Regions from separate parts of the Homo sapiens genome. Here region 2 is linked to region 1. The links are chromatin contacts, found by Hi-C in ENCODE. All regions are on one chromosome and are shown on one strand. The core of a region is the stretch at or near the end of the contact, and the rest is flanking DNA. Distances in the headings are between cores, read along the strand shown. Region 1 holds the start of PRR14L (proline rich 14 like). Region 2 holds the start of TOM1 (target of myb1 membrane trafficking protein).

Region 1 (6,852 bases), core at 1,755-4,254:
GAGACAGAGTTTCACTCTTGTTTCCCAGGCTGGAGTGCAACAGCATGATCTCGGCTCACCGCAACCTCTGCCTCCCAGGTTCAAGCGATTCTCCTGCCTCAGCCTTCCTAGTAGCTGGGATTACAGGCATGTGCCACCATGCCCACCTAATTTGTTTTGTATTTTTAGTAAAGATGGAGTTTCTCCATGTTGGTCAGGCTGGTCTCAAACTCCCGACCTCAGGTGATCCACCCGCCTCGGCCTCCCAAAGTGCTGGGATTAGAGGCATGAGCCACCGCGCCTGGCCTCTCCCAGCAGTCTTAACTGCTGGTCTCTTCATCAGGAAGCCAGGGTCCCTTATCCTGCTCTCACATACTAGATGCAGAGTCTTGAGTGTGTTAAGTGAAAGTTAAGTGAACTTTCCCGGGCTTGTTTTTCACATGTTCATCAAAATAAGCTCAAAGGGTCTTGTCACCCATAAATATCCTAAGACTCCAAAGAATAACTTTTCTATTTCCCTTTGTTTCAGAAAAGCACACCTACAGACACCAACAATGGTGGTATAGAGCTCCCACTAATCCCCTCTGCAATTACTCAACGGCGTTTGAGGTAATTTAAGAACACTTTACATACAAAAAAAGATGGTAAGCGTTTCTTTAGTGTGCTTTCAGGTAATTTGGCAGTGTTAATTCCTATCCCACCAAAAAAAAAAAAAAACAAAAACAGGAAAACAAACCTACCAGTGAAGGATTAACATTGTTGCTCTCAATCTCATCAGAATACATTTTATAACACTAAAAACCTGACAAAGTGGCAACTTTTAGTCATTCAAACACTCCCCAAAACAAAAGTTCTGGAGGTACAAAATTTACAGCAACAAGCAAAAAAAAAACAGAACATAAAACCGTGTGCCTCAATAATCCCGAATCTGAAAGTCTCCCCTCCCTTTAATTCCAATGCATAGGGGCTGTTAATAACACTAGGCGCTGCCATGCTTGCTTCAGGAACAATACTCACAATAATGACCAGGCCCTCAGAAGCTCACAACACTCTTTTCACCTTGAGAAAGGGGCTTTCTTTTCCAAAGATTCAGACATTGTAGCCATTCCCTCCAAGAGGGAATTTGGAGAATGGGCCTCTTCTTGAGAAACAAAGAAAGAAGAGTTTTTTAATAAAATCCCAAGACAAACCAAAAGTGAGGCAGGGAAGTTCATACACTAAACAGGGCAAGCGCTTCAACATGGAGCGTGCAGAAAATCTCTAAAGCATCAAGGACTATTTCCCATTTCCTCCCTTTAATAACATCCAGAAAAAGGATCCCTGTCTCCACGTAAGGAGTGAAACTGGAAAATGCTCCTGATTTCTACTGACAGAGGCTTCCTGTATAAAAGATTTTCCTCTGTTTTATAAAGGAAAAGGAGAAAAGAAACAATCTGTGTCATTTTCCATATACAAGAGGGAAGAGATCTCTCCTCAAAGGTATAGAGTCTTCATTTTCTTGGGAGAGCAAAAGACAGGAAGAATATGGAATCGCCCACTTGGGGGGGTGGGAAGGATGTGCAGATGGAAGATTTTTTGTCACTACAGTAAGTCAGGGAAGTGGGAGAGGGCATCTCTAACCAGTCAGGAAGAAGTGATACCTTCTGTGGACAAAGGAAGTGCTGGCGTCTGGCATCAGGTCTCACTTTCTCTTAAGAGCACAGACCTGTTTCCAAAAGCTAAGTCTTTTTTTTACTGATTATTTTCAGTGAGGCCCTCTTTGTTAATTTGGGAAAGTATTGAACAGCAGGATCTAAGGGGACTGGAAGTGTCTCTTTCTCTAACCCCTAAGTGGGAGGGAGTCTTCCACTCCAGTGAGAAAGGATGGTTGAACACTTGTGATGGAGGCTGCGAGGGGCATGCATGGAAAAATATGCTTCTCTGTGCAAGATATTAGTTTTCTTTTTTAACAGATTAAGTAATAGTAATAGCAACAGCTTACCAAAAGCTTACTATATAACTAGTATTTACACAAATGCTCCCTTAGCCCGCATGACAATTCTAAGAAAACAGAACCCAAATTGGAGATGGACTGAGATTCAGACAAGTTAAACAAATAGTCAAGGTCACAAAGACGTTAAGTGAGAGACCCAGGTTTGCAACGATTACACTCCAAAAGCCATGCTCTTAATAATGCAAGGGAAAGGAGCTCACTGCACACCAAGAGGCTTAAAGGGAAGAAGAGAAGCGAGGGTCTCTCTGTGGACATCACGAGGGGAGAGGGAGAAAGGTTGATTTCTGATACCATAAAGTAAAATTTCAAGGTCTTCCTCTCCGTATCTTGGGGTACAGGCGAAAAATAAAGGAGGAAGGTAAGTCTCTTTCTTACTGGGAAGAAAGATCCCCTCTGTCACTTTCAGGCAAGTTGGGTCTCACTCTTCACCTGGGTGACGCTGACCAAAGTTGGGGGAAAGGTCTCATTTAGGGGTTATCTTTTACTCCTCCTCAGGATAAGTTCAGAATCCCCCTCGAACCCTGGGAGTGGGTCTCCCTCTGCTGACCAACGGATGAGCGCTAAGAAAGAGCGTACGCCTCCGATAAGGGGCGTCGTCCTCTCCGAGGAGATAAGTTGGGGGATCCCTGTTGTATCGAGGTTGAAGAGGAGTCTCTCTCCCGCGTCGGAGCCATGACTCGGAGAAGCCGCTTTTCTCTAGCGACGCGGGGCCTGGTCTCCTCCCTCTCCCTGGGTCGTTCCGCCGCCCACAGGGCAGCCTTGGTTCCTTTCCGCGCCCCGAGAGGGCGGGGGGCCTGGACTCCCCTTTAGCAGCACCACCCGGCGGAGGGTCCCTTTAGGGCGGAGTGGGGCGGGGCGGCTACGCCCGAAGCCTTCCAGTCCCGGCCTCTTACCCTGAGACCTCCTCCGCGGCCCGCGCTTGCCCAGCCAGCTCAGCCCCTGCAGCTGCAGCCCCGTCGTCGCCAGGTCTACCTGAGCCTACGGAGCCGACAGAGGCCGGGGGCGCTCCGGCCGCCGCCACCTCTTCGTCTCTATGGTCCCCCTGCACTTCCTCATCCGGGGCCCGAGCCAGCCATGCGGACTCGCCCAAATCCCGCCCCCGCACCGCGCGCGCGCACTCCAAGGGAAGGCTCTTCCTGATTCTGACCTCCCGCCCTCTGCTAGCCCCAGCCTCCCTCAACCCCGCCCCTGCGGCTCAAACTCTTAAAGGGAAACACAACTTTTGGTTCTGCTCCTGCTGAGCCACAGGACCCAGTGCCGGCCTTCGCTGCTGTCACCCTGTTCCAGTCCACCGTTTTTCTAGTCTGGACGGCTACAATTCTAAGGGCCTGCCTGCTTCCACTCTGGCAGCCCGAGAGATCTTATTCTACTGGAAAGAGTGTTTTGGGTCATGACACTCCTCTGCTTCTTCTAATCACACTGACCACTAAATAAATGGCACCTCTGCCTCCAGTTGGTTACAGAACCTTGTTTTATTTTCTTCATAGCTTTAACACTAGCTGAAATTTCTATGTCTCATCTCTTTATTGACTTGTTTATCATTTATCTTCCTCCACCTTGTCTGTTTTGTTCATCACTTAATGCTCAGCACCAAGAGCAGTGTCCGGCACAAAACTAGACGCTCAATGGACATTTGAAGGAAGGAAGAAATGTTTATCCAGTGGAAGAATTGAGGTCCAGATAATGAAATCGACTTGCCCCAAATAATACGGCTTTGTGTTAAAAAATAGAAATCGACCAGGCGCGGTGTCTCACGCCTGTAATCCAGCACTTTGGGAGGCGAAAGCGGGAGAAGCACTTCAGCCCAGAAGTTTGAGACCAGCCTGGGCAACATAGTGAGACATCGTTTCTGCCAAAAAACAAACAGCTGGGTCTGGTGATGTGTGCCTGTAATCCCAGCTACTCTGGAGGCTGAGGCAGGAAGATCACTTGAGGCTGGAAGGTTGAGGCTGCAGTGAGCAGTGATAGTGCCACTGCACTCCAGCCTGGATGACACAGCAAGACTCTTTCTCAAAACAAAACAAAAATTGCTCAGGTGTTGATGCACCTGTGCTCCTAGCTACTGGGGAGCCTGAAGCAGGAGGATCGTTTGAGCCCAGGAGTTTGAAGCTGCATTGAGCTATGATGGTGCCCCCACTGCACTCCAGCCTGGGCAACAAAACAAGACACTGTCTCAAAAAAAAAAAAAAAAAAAAAAATTGAATGCTTCAAAGTTTCGTTTCTTTCTTTCTTTTTTTTTTTTTTGAGACGGGGCCACGTTCTGACACCAGGCTGGAGTGCAGTGGTAGGATCTCGGCTCACTGCAACCTCTGCCTCCCAGGTTCAAGAGATTCTCCAGCCTCAGCCTCCTGAGTAGCTGGGATTACAGGCGCATGCTACCATGCCCAGCTAATTTTTGTATTTTTAGTAGAGACAGGGTTTCACCATGTTGGCCAGGCTGGTCTTGAACTCCTGACCTCGAGTGATCCGCCTGCCTCGGCCTCCCAAAGTGCTGGGATTACAGGCGTGAGCCACCACTCCTGGCCTTCAGAGTTTCTTTATGAGAGTTGCCAAATTAAAAAGTTAAAATATTTGCCTTTTGGCCGGGCGTGGTGGCTGAAGCCTATAATCCCAGCACTTTGGGAGGCCAAGGCGGGCGGATCACGAGGTCAGGAGATCAAGACCATCCTGGCTAATACGGTGAAACCCCCTCTCTACTAAAAATTATAAACAATTAGCCAGGCGTGGTGGCGGGCACCTGTAGTCCCAGCTACTCGGGAGGCTGAGGCGGGAGAATGGCATGAACCCGGGAGGCAGAGGTTGCAGTGAGCCGAGATCGGGCCACTGCACTCCAGCCTGGGCGACAGAGGGAGACTCCGTCTCAAAAAAAAAAAAAAATTTGCCTTTTTAAGATGTCCCATTATGGACATCTCTCAGGAGAAGGAATCAAATTCCCTTGAGGGCTAAGAAGAGAGAATCCTATTAGCTTCCCCAGGGATGGAAGAATGTCCCATCAACCACCATTGCTAAAGACAAAAACTATCTTGGGGGATCTAGGTGTATCTCCTGAAGTGGCAACATAGAAACATTTTTTAACATAACATTGTTATTCTTAAAAAATTTTGTAACTGTTGCAATCCACTGTATCACATATGTTTTATTACAAGATAAACAATTTCAGCCAGGAGTGGTGGCTTGGCCTGTAGTCCCAGTCCCTTGGGAGGCTGAGGCAGAAGAATCACTTGAGCCCAGAAAATTGAGGTTGCAGTGAGCTATGATAGAACCACTGCACTGCAGCCTTGGCAACAGAGCTAGACCTGGTCTTGGGGGAAAAAAAAGGCCCGGCTACAGTGATTGGTGCCTGTAATCCCAGAACTTTGGGAGGCCAAGGCGGACGGATTACTTGAGCTCTGGAGTTTGAGACCAGCCTGGGCCACATGGCAAAACCCCGTCTCTACAAAAAATACAAAAATTAGCTGAGCATGCACCTGTAATCCCAGCTACTAGGAGGCTGAGGTGGGAGGATCGCATGAGCCAGGCAGGCAGAGATGGCAGTGAGACGGGATCATGCCACTGCACTCCAGCCTGGGTGAGGGTGACCTCATCTCAAAACAAAAACAAAAAAACAAACAAACAAAAAAATTGCAATTACTTAACACTTGCATTATTTACCTAACTTCTCCTGAGTCCCAACATAAAGGCATCCATGCTTAAGAACGTTGCTTGTCCTGTCCCAGGGTCCCCTTGGTCCACTGCAGAATCTTTCACTACAGTGTAACATGTTTTTTCTTTCAACATTTTTAAGTTTTCCAAATCCGTAAGAAATGGGCACTGTTAGTATTAAAGATATAAAGAAATTTAAGACAAGTGCTGTGTCGTTTAGATTTAGCAGTCAGTGTGATTAGAAGCAGCAGAGGAGAGGCGTGACCCAAGACACCGATTCTAGTTATAAGGTCTCTCTGGCTTCAAGAGGGGAAGCAGGGAGTCCCTATCGAGTTGCTGCCGCTCAGGTCAGAAACGGTGGACTGGACTAGGGGGCGGGGGTATCAGTGGCAGCAGGCGGAGCTGGCAATTGTCAGGAGTCCTTGGCCAGAGCCTGACCCAGCCCACCCAGCTCTCTGGTTTTCTGCTTGGAGAGAAAGATATCCTGACAGACGCGAGTTTAGGCAGTGCCCTGGGTATGACCAAAGGATGTTGGTTAAAGGCCCCGTTCTGGGAACGGGTCAGGATTCGTCCTTGCTTCCTTCTGAAGGGTTTTGTGTCCTCAGGCTGTTTCCTGGTTTGTGAAATAGGATAGTATCTGCCTCCTGCATCCATCAGGTAATAGGGATGCAATGATTACATAAGGACTATGAAGCCACGGCAGCCATTCTTATTAATAACCTGAGGGGCGCAGAACGTCGTTTAGAGTTTGCAAGGGTTTGAAAAGCCCCCCGTAAGTGGACACTTCCCAGCAGAGGCCATCACCCTAACTCTCGCGTGCTCAGCCCCTTGCATTTTACAGAAGTCCTCCCAGAAACTCTCGTTGGCGCCTCTTAGCTGCCCAATGAGGCCACATGAGTCATTAACCTCGTTCATATAACAGAAAACGGAGCTCTGACGGATCTCGTTTCCCCTGTGGGGAGATCACTGAGTCGGAAACGAAGCTCTGTGGCCATGGATCTACTTCGGATAGACTAGGAGGAAATGGATTTCCTCCGTGGGGCGGGAGGCTCTAGTGCTCGAGGGCAGGAAACGCCAGGAGGTGGCCCAAGGAAGAGGCCGCACACGACGCCCCGCCCCCGGCTCGAGCCCCGGATGAGGAAGTGGTGCGGCCACCGAGACGAGACGGAGGCCCGGCGAGAGCGGCGCGGGGGCGCGAGGGCGGGAAGGAGGCGGGGCCCCGGGGCGGAGCCACCGGA
Region 2 (6,852 bases), core at 1,545-4,044, 3.5 Mb after region 1:
GCCAGGTGCAGTGGCTCGTGTCTGTAATCCCAGCACTTTGGGAGACTAAGTCAGGAGGATCATTTGTGGCCAGGTGTTTGAGACCAGCCTGGAGAATATAGCAAAACCCCATCTCTACAAAAACTAAAAGATATTAGCCAGGTATGGTGGCATGCATCTGCAGTCCCACCTACTCAAGAGGCTGAAGTGGGAAGACACTTGAGCCCAGGAGATCAGGGCTACGGTGAGCTACAGTTGTACCACTGTACGCCAGCCTGGGTGACAGAGACTCTGTCTTTAAAAATAAATAAATAAATAAATCCATATACTTCCATTTCTGTTTCAATAGCTATATAGTAATCAGTTTGCATGGAGTTGTTTTTCTTTTTTTTTTTGAGACGGAGTCTCGCTCTGTCTCCCAGGCTGGAGTGCAGTGGTGCAATCTCTGCTCACTGCAAGCTCCGCCTACCAGGTTCACGCCATTCTCCTGCCTCAGCCTCCCGAGTAGCTGGGACTACAGGCGCCCACCACGGCGCCCACCACCACGCCCAGCTAATTTTTTCTATTTTTTTAGTAGAGATGGGGTTTCACCGTGTTAGCCAGGATGGTCTTGATCTCCTGACTTCGTGATCTGCCTGCCTGGGTCTCCCAAAGTGCTGTGATTACAGGTGTGAGCCACCGTGCCCAGCCTGCATGGAGTTTATGATTCCACTTCCTGTTTGGGGGCATATGAGTTGTCTCTGTTTTTGTTTTTTTTTGTTTTTTTTTTTTTTTTTTTTTACCATGAATAAAGTTTACAAGAACTTGTTAAAAGCTTAAAGGAAGGGCCAGAGATGGTGGCTCATGCCTGTAACCCAGGGCTTTGGGAGGCTGAGGTGGGAGGATCACTTGAGCTCAGAAGTTCAAGGACCAGCCTGGGCAACATAGTGAGACTTTGCCTCTAAAAATAAATAAATAAAGGTTAATGGAAGAATCCAAAAGAAGTTCATGCTAAACATAACTCCATATGACCAAGCAATAAGGTTAAGTGAAGAAAGACATGGAAAGTGCCTTGACCTGAAGGTCATCTTAAATGGCCTTCTCCCCGCTTATACTCCAAATACCATTACTGAAACGTAGATCTATTTAAGCTTTCATGTGCTAGTTACTGGGTTAGACAATAGTGGGGAGCAAAACAGAAATAGTAGCCCAGCCCCCAGGGACATCCAGACTCGTGGGGGCAAAGGCATTTGTGAACAGGTCTCATGAGTGTTGTGGAAACACTTCAAAGCAGTTTTTATATTGTACAGTAAAGACATCGGACCCCATGGCTGCTCAAACAAGTGAATCTACAGAGGTGATTAAGTTCTAATTTAGGTTTGTTTTTTTTTTTAAGACACAGCCTTACTCTGTCACCCAGGCTGGAGTGCAGTGGCACGATCTCAGCTCACTGCAATCTCTGCCCCCCTGGGTCCAAGCAATTCTCATGCCTCAGCCTCCCAAGTAGCTGGGACTACAGGCGTGTACCACCACACCTGGCTAATTTTTGTATTTTTAGTAGAGACGGCATTTTACCATGTTGGCTAGGCTTGTTTTGAATGCCTGACCTCAGGTGATCCACCTGCCTCAGCCTCCCAAAATGTTGGGATTACAGGCGTGAGCCACCACACCTTGCTTAATTTAGGTTTTCTGTCATCCAAAATTTGTGCAGTCAATTTACTAGCCTTTCAGATTTAAAAACCACAAACATCACAATAAGTACTTAAGCACCCACAGTAGCCAGACTACTAAGGCCATGGTTATTGTATTTTTGGAGTACATGCCAGAAGAAAAGGTCATAACCCATAGATAGGTATCTAGTGTGTAGGTGTCAGCAGACACACCACACACAGCCAGGAAGGCTGAAGAGATTAGAATCACAACGCTGGGAAAGGCCTTTGAGATTCTTAGCTTGGGGTCCACGGTTGTACTTCAGGGACCCCAGAAACTCCCTGAGGTTATAAGCAAAATTGTATCGCTGCCTTTTTTCTTCAGAAAGGCTCATGGCTTTTGTCAAATTCTCAAAGGAGACTGTGACCTAAATAAAATATTTTTTAAAAATGGTTACGAGTCCTTGATCTAATTCCAGTATCTAGAGAAAATGGGAGCTATGTTTGGCTCACACAGTAAATTTATGGCAGAGACGGGTATTAAAGCCCCACTCGTGACTACATCTGTGCTTTTTGCCATCCTGGGCGCTAGAGGGAATTGCGCTGCAATTCATTAAATTGCCTCTCAGTCTCAACAGATGACAAACCCCTTGCCCTTGCCTCTGATTTAAGGTAAGATAATTTGGGCTGCGAGCAGGGTGCATCTTGGAGCGGGGAGACCTTGACATCAAACAGGAAGAGTCTTACCGGGACAAGGAGACAACAGCCCAGAGAGGCTGTCACCCAGGGTAGGTGTGCAGTCACAGTGAGGTCCCAAGGACTAAGGGCTATGACCCTAAGAGTCTCGGCTTCTGTGTAACTCACCCAAGTCACTTCCCTGGTCTACGACCCAGTTTCCCAAATGTGTAAAGGGTCCTTTAGACCTCGCCCTAAAAGGTCAGGGGCGTGGCTTAAAGAGGACCGCGCTTCCCGGGCCCCGACCCCAGACCCTACATCGTGTGTGACGCCCGCCGCCGCCGAGCAAGCCGCAGTGAGGTCATCGCCCTCCGCCTCGGGGGCGGGACCCTGGCGTCTCAGGGCGGGGCTTGTGGTCGAGCTTCGCGGTGCCACCGCCCCGCCCACGCCTCCTCGCCGGCCTCCGAGTGCGTCACGTGACGGGTCGGTGGCGCTGGCGGTTGCTGTCAGCTGATTCCCGGGGTTGGTGGCAGCGGCGGTAGCAGCAATGGACTTTCTCCTGGGGAACCCGTTCAGCTCTCCAGTGGGACAGCGCATCGGTGAGTCCCTGGAGCCCCCCACAGCTCCGCCCCGGTGCTCCGCACCCAGCTTCGGTCCCCTGGGAAGCCTCCGGGTGCCTAGTCACGGAGGCAGGGAGGGCAAGGAGGCTGGCGTGTAGCTCTCCGACCTGGCTCCGCCCAGCTTTCCTCCCACTCTTGATTGACAAGAACTTGGGCCATTAGGAAGCCTTGGCTTGTGATAGATGTATATGACAGCCAGTAGGTAAGGAGAGAGGGTGGGTCCGGATGCCCACGGCGCAGCCAATGTGCGTCTGCTGGGGTCCCCAATCGAGGGAGAAAGTTTTCGTGGTTAAAGGGACTGCGTGGTTGGCAGTGGCTGGGCCACTCTGCTGGGTCCCGCCGCCTGGGCTCTGGCCAGCTCCTTCCTGGCTCACCGGGCCCTCCGGACACAGACACCTGAGAAGGGCTAGAAGTCCCTTCTCCCAGGACCGCGAAGCCCCGGGCTTGGCGTCTTGGGGCCAACTGGCCAGAGGGGCCCAGCGCCGGACAGCCCGCGGCCAGGCCTCACAGACCCGGGTCTCAGGACGTGTCCGCCTGGGCTCTTTTCTCGACCCAACCTCAAATGGACCCGCACAGACTCTCAGAACCTGAGCAGACAGTGGTCGGACAAACCCTCCTGGTCAGCCCATCTCGGTGCTCCGTAGGTGGGGCAGCCGGGAACTCGGGCCAAGCCAAGCCCAGGGCACCTGGCGCCTGTCTGCTGGTCCGTGGTTCTCTGCACCCTGGTGACAGGATACTCACAGTTCTGTGACGCAGCCTCCCTGGGCCGAGGTTTCCTCACCTGTAGTTGGCGGGCAATAATGGTCCCCACCTCCGTGGGCTTGTTGTGAAGATTAAATTCCTTAATAAATGTGAAATACTTAGAACAATGCCTGGTACATGGCCAGTGCCATATAAAAAAAAACAGTTGTAATATTTATTATCACTGGGCTGGGCACGGTGGCTCCCGCCTGTAATCCCAGCACTTTGGGAGGCCAAGGCGGGCAGATCGCTTGAGCCCAGGAGTTCGAGACCAGCCTGGGCAACATGGCGAGACCCCGTCTCTACAAAAAAAAAAAAAAAAAAAAATACAGAAATTAGCCGGGCGTGGTGGTGCGTGCCTGTGCACCCAGCCACTCGGTAGGCAGAGCTGGGAGGATTTATTGGATCTGGGAGGTCAGGGCTGCAGTGAGCCCTGATGGCGCCACTGTACTCCAGCCTGGACGACGCAGGGAGAGCCCATCTCTTGAAACACATACACATACACACACACACACGCACACATATATATAAAAATATACACATACAAACATACATATACATACACATACATATATATTATATGTATTTACACACACACGTTGTTCCTGAGATCACCAAGTGAAGGTTAGGAATCCCTGGAAATCGCTTGGCAGTAGATCTCATAGGTGCTCATTCTTGGGCACCAACACCATGAGAACCGACATGCCTTCACCCAAACAGCCACACTTCTCCGGAGGATGGTTTGGGTGTTCCGCATTCTTGCATGAAGAAACCATCGCATTACCGTGAAATTACTCTTCATCTTTTTTGATGACGACTTTTCGTCTTAAGTCCAGACTGGGAAAACTTTAAGATGAGACATATTTTCCATTCTTAGTGTCTTGCGAAACCTCACGAAAGCTTGTCGACCCGGCTCTGTGTTGTAATCGCCACCGTGGCTGTCGGTGGCTCTTCCGAGGTTTTGTAATCAATGCTCTCCAAGGGGGAGGTGGCAGTCCAGGATTTACACACCAGGAAGCTCCTGAACCAGGGAGAGGAACTGCCCTCTCAAAGGACCCCTGCCCTCCCCGGACACACACCCACCCCACAGTGAGTCATGGTTTTTTGGAGCTGAAAAGAGAAGGCAGCTCTCCTCTCATCTATATTTCTCTGACTACAGAAACCACTGCTTTTATCACATGCCAAGTTTAAGACTTACTACTTAAAAATAAACAAGTAAATAAAAGACCTGGCTTCAAAGTCAGCCACATACTCTTAAGGCTTTCTGGAAAAGCTCACCTGGGTTCTGGATTTCAGCTAATCAAAGCAAACTTCTCTTCTTACCTTGAAGCGTTGCCTTTCTTGGGCAAGAAATACTTCTGTGCAAAGAGAATGCTACTAAATCATAATACCTTAAAGCACAAATGGAATTTTGCAGGTAAAAGAGCCTTACCTTGGGGATCTTCTAACCCAGTGGTTCTCATCAGAATTCCTAGGAGGGCTTGTTAAATAATGTCGGGGCCCCAACCCCAGAGTTTCTGACTCTCCAGGTCTGCGGTGGGACTCTAGAATGTGAATTTCTTTTTTTTTCTTTTTCTTTTTCTTTTTCTTTTTTTTTTTTTTTTTTTTTTGAGACTGCGTTTCGCTCTTGTTGCCCAGGCTGGGGTGCAATGGCACCATCTTGGCTCACTGCAACTTCCGCCTCCCGGGTTCAAGCGATTCTCCTGCCTCAGCCTCCCAAGGTAGCCGGGATTACAGGCACGCTCCGCCACACCCGACTAATTTTGTATTTTTAATAGAGATGGGGTTTCTCCATGTTGGCCAGGCTGGTCTCAAACCTGAACAGGTGACCCACCCACCTCAGCCTCCCAAAGTACTGGGATTACAGGCATGACCACCGTGTCCGGCCTAGAATGTGAATTTCTGTTGAGTTCCCGGGTAATGCTAATGCTGTTCCAGCCCATCCCCTTCATTTTACACTGGCGGAGACTAAGGTCCAGAGAGGGGAAAGTGGAGGCTGTGACTCATCCAAGACCCCAGTAAATTGACAGCAAAACTGAGTCATTGAAATTTAAACCAAAGCTGAAGAGGCTCCAAAAGTAGAATTAAGAGTTTGAGTTAATCCCCTCAGTATTCCATATTCTTTTAGATAAAGAGGCGGAGGAAGTACTGCTCCCTGGCTGTGATTACTGATGACACAGTATAGCTGCTTATAATTCTGTAAACCAGGCCCCTCCTTGCTGCAGGAGTACCATCTCTTCTCAAGCCTGCCGACTCCCATGCCCTTGTTGATAGTAGAGCTGTAGAGCCATATGGAATTGACATCCCTCAGATGGTGATTCTAATGATGCTAATCAGGAATGAGTGTCAGTCACTGGAATCACAAAGTTCTCATCCACCTCCCCTCCCAACACACACACACACACACCCCTTTGTGCTTGCTGGTCCCTCTGCCTGGGTTGCTTGCTCCTGTGCCCCCACTGAGGAGCTCCAGATCACCCTTCAAAGTACAGGGCATCATCACCTCCTCCCTGAGGCTTGCCCCAAGCCCGACGTTGCTCTTTTACTCTCCCTTTATCCTAGATCCTCAGGCCCCCTTGCCCTATGACTTTGGGCTCTGAATCTCCGCTTCCTCCTTGGTAGAATGTTACTAACAGCATCTGCCTCACAGGGTGGTTGCTGGAATGAAACAAGATAGTCCTCTGAGAGTGTCTCGCACAGTGTGAGTGTATGGAAACATTAGCTCTTCCTGTCATCATCACCATCATCATTTTTATTATTTCTTTTTTTTTTTTTTTTTTGAGACAGAGTCTCAAAAAAGGCTGGAATGCAGTGGCACAGCCTCAGCTCACTGCAACCTCTGCCCCCCAGGTTCAAGTGATTCTCCTGCCTCAGCCTCCCGAGTAGCTGGGATTAGAGGTGCACACCACCATGCCCGGCTAATTTTTGTATTTTTAGTAGAGATGGGGTTTCACCATGTTAGCCAAGCTGGTCTTGAACTCCTGACCTCAAGTGATCCAGCCACCTTAGCCTCCCAAAGTGCTGGGATTGCAGGTGTGAGCCACCACGCTTGGCTTATTTTTATTATTTCTACCCTCATTATACTAATATGCCACCGTCCCACTCTGTTAGTGGTTGTGCATGTCTGTCTCCACAGCTAGGCTGAACCTCTTGAGAGCAGGAACTGTGCCTTATTTCTCCAGACCCTCAGCACCTAGCACGGTGCCTGG

What was found. Hi-C counts contacts between places; a loop is a spot of excess contacts on that map. Pooled maps may share reads with other maps.
Region 2: a loop to region 1 is called in a map of psoas muscle, with 7 times the contacts of the local background. The contact joins the promoter of TOM1 here to the promoter of PRR14L in region 1. A Hi-C loop is called at or near these places in 2 of 168 maps with a recorded cell type or tissue (naive thymus-derived CD4-positive, alpha-beta T cell and psoas muscle), 1 of 37 single-sample maps with no recorded cell type and 9 of 50 pooled maps.

Annotation. Positions count from the first base shown.
Region 1 is chr22:31,747,128-31,753,979 of GRCh38, forward strand. PRR14L (proline rich 14 like) reads right to left here and starts at 3,005. Exons shown (of 9, transcript NM_173566.3): 1 at 2,866-3,005. It also overlaps a transcript of DEPDC5 not described here. RefSeq lists enhancers at 2,015-2,647, 2,887-3,446, 2,936-3,230 and a silencer at 6,657-6,852.
Region 2 is chr22:35,297,100-35,303,951 of GRCh38, forward strand. TOM1 (target of myb1 membrane trafficking protein) reads left to right here and starts at 2,795. Exons shown (of 15, transcript NM_005488.3): 1 at 2,795-2,881. The coding sequence starts at 2,830. RefSeq lists enhancers at 2,370-2,892, 2,819-2,968, 2,893-3,415, 3,369-3,528, 3,939-4,460.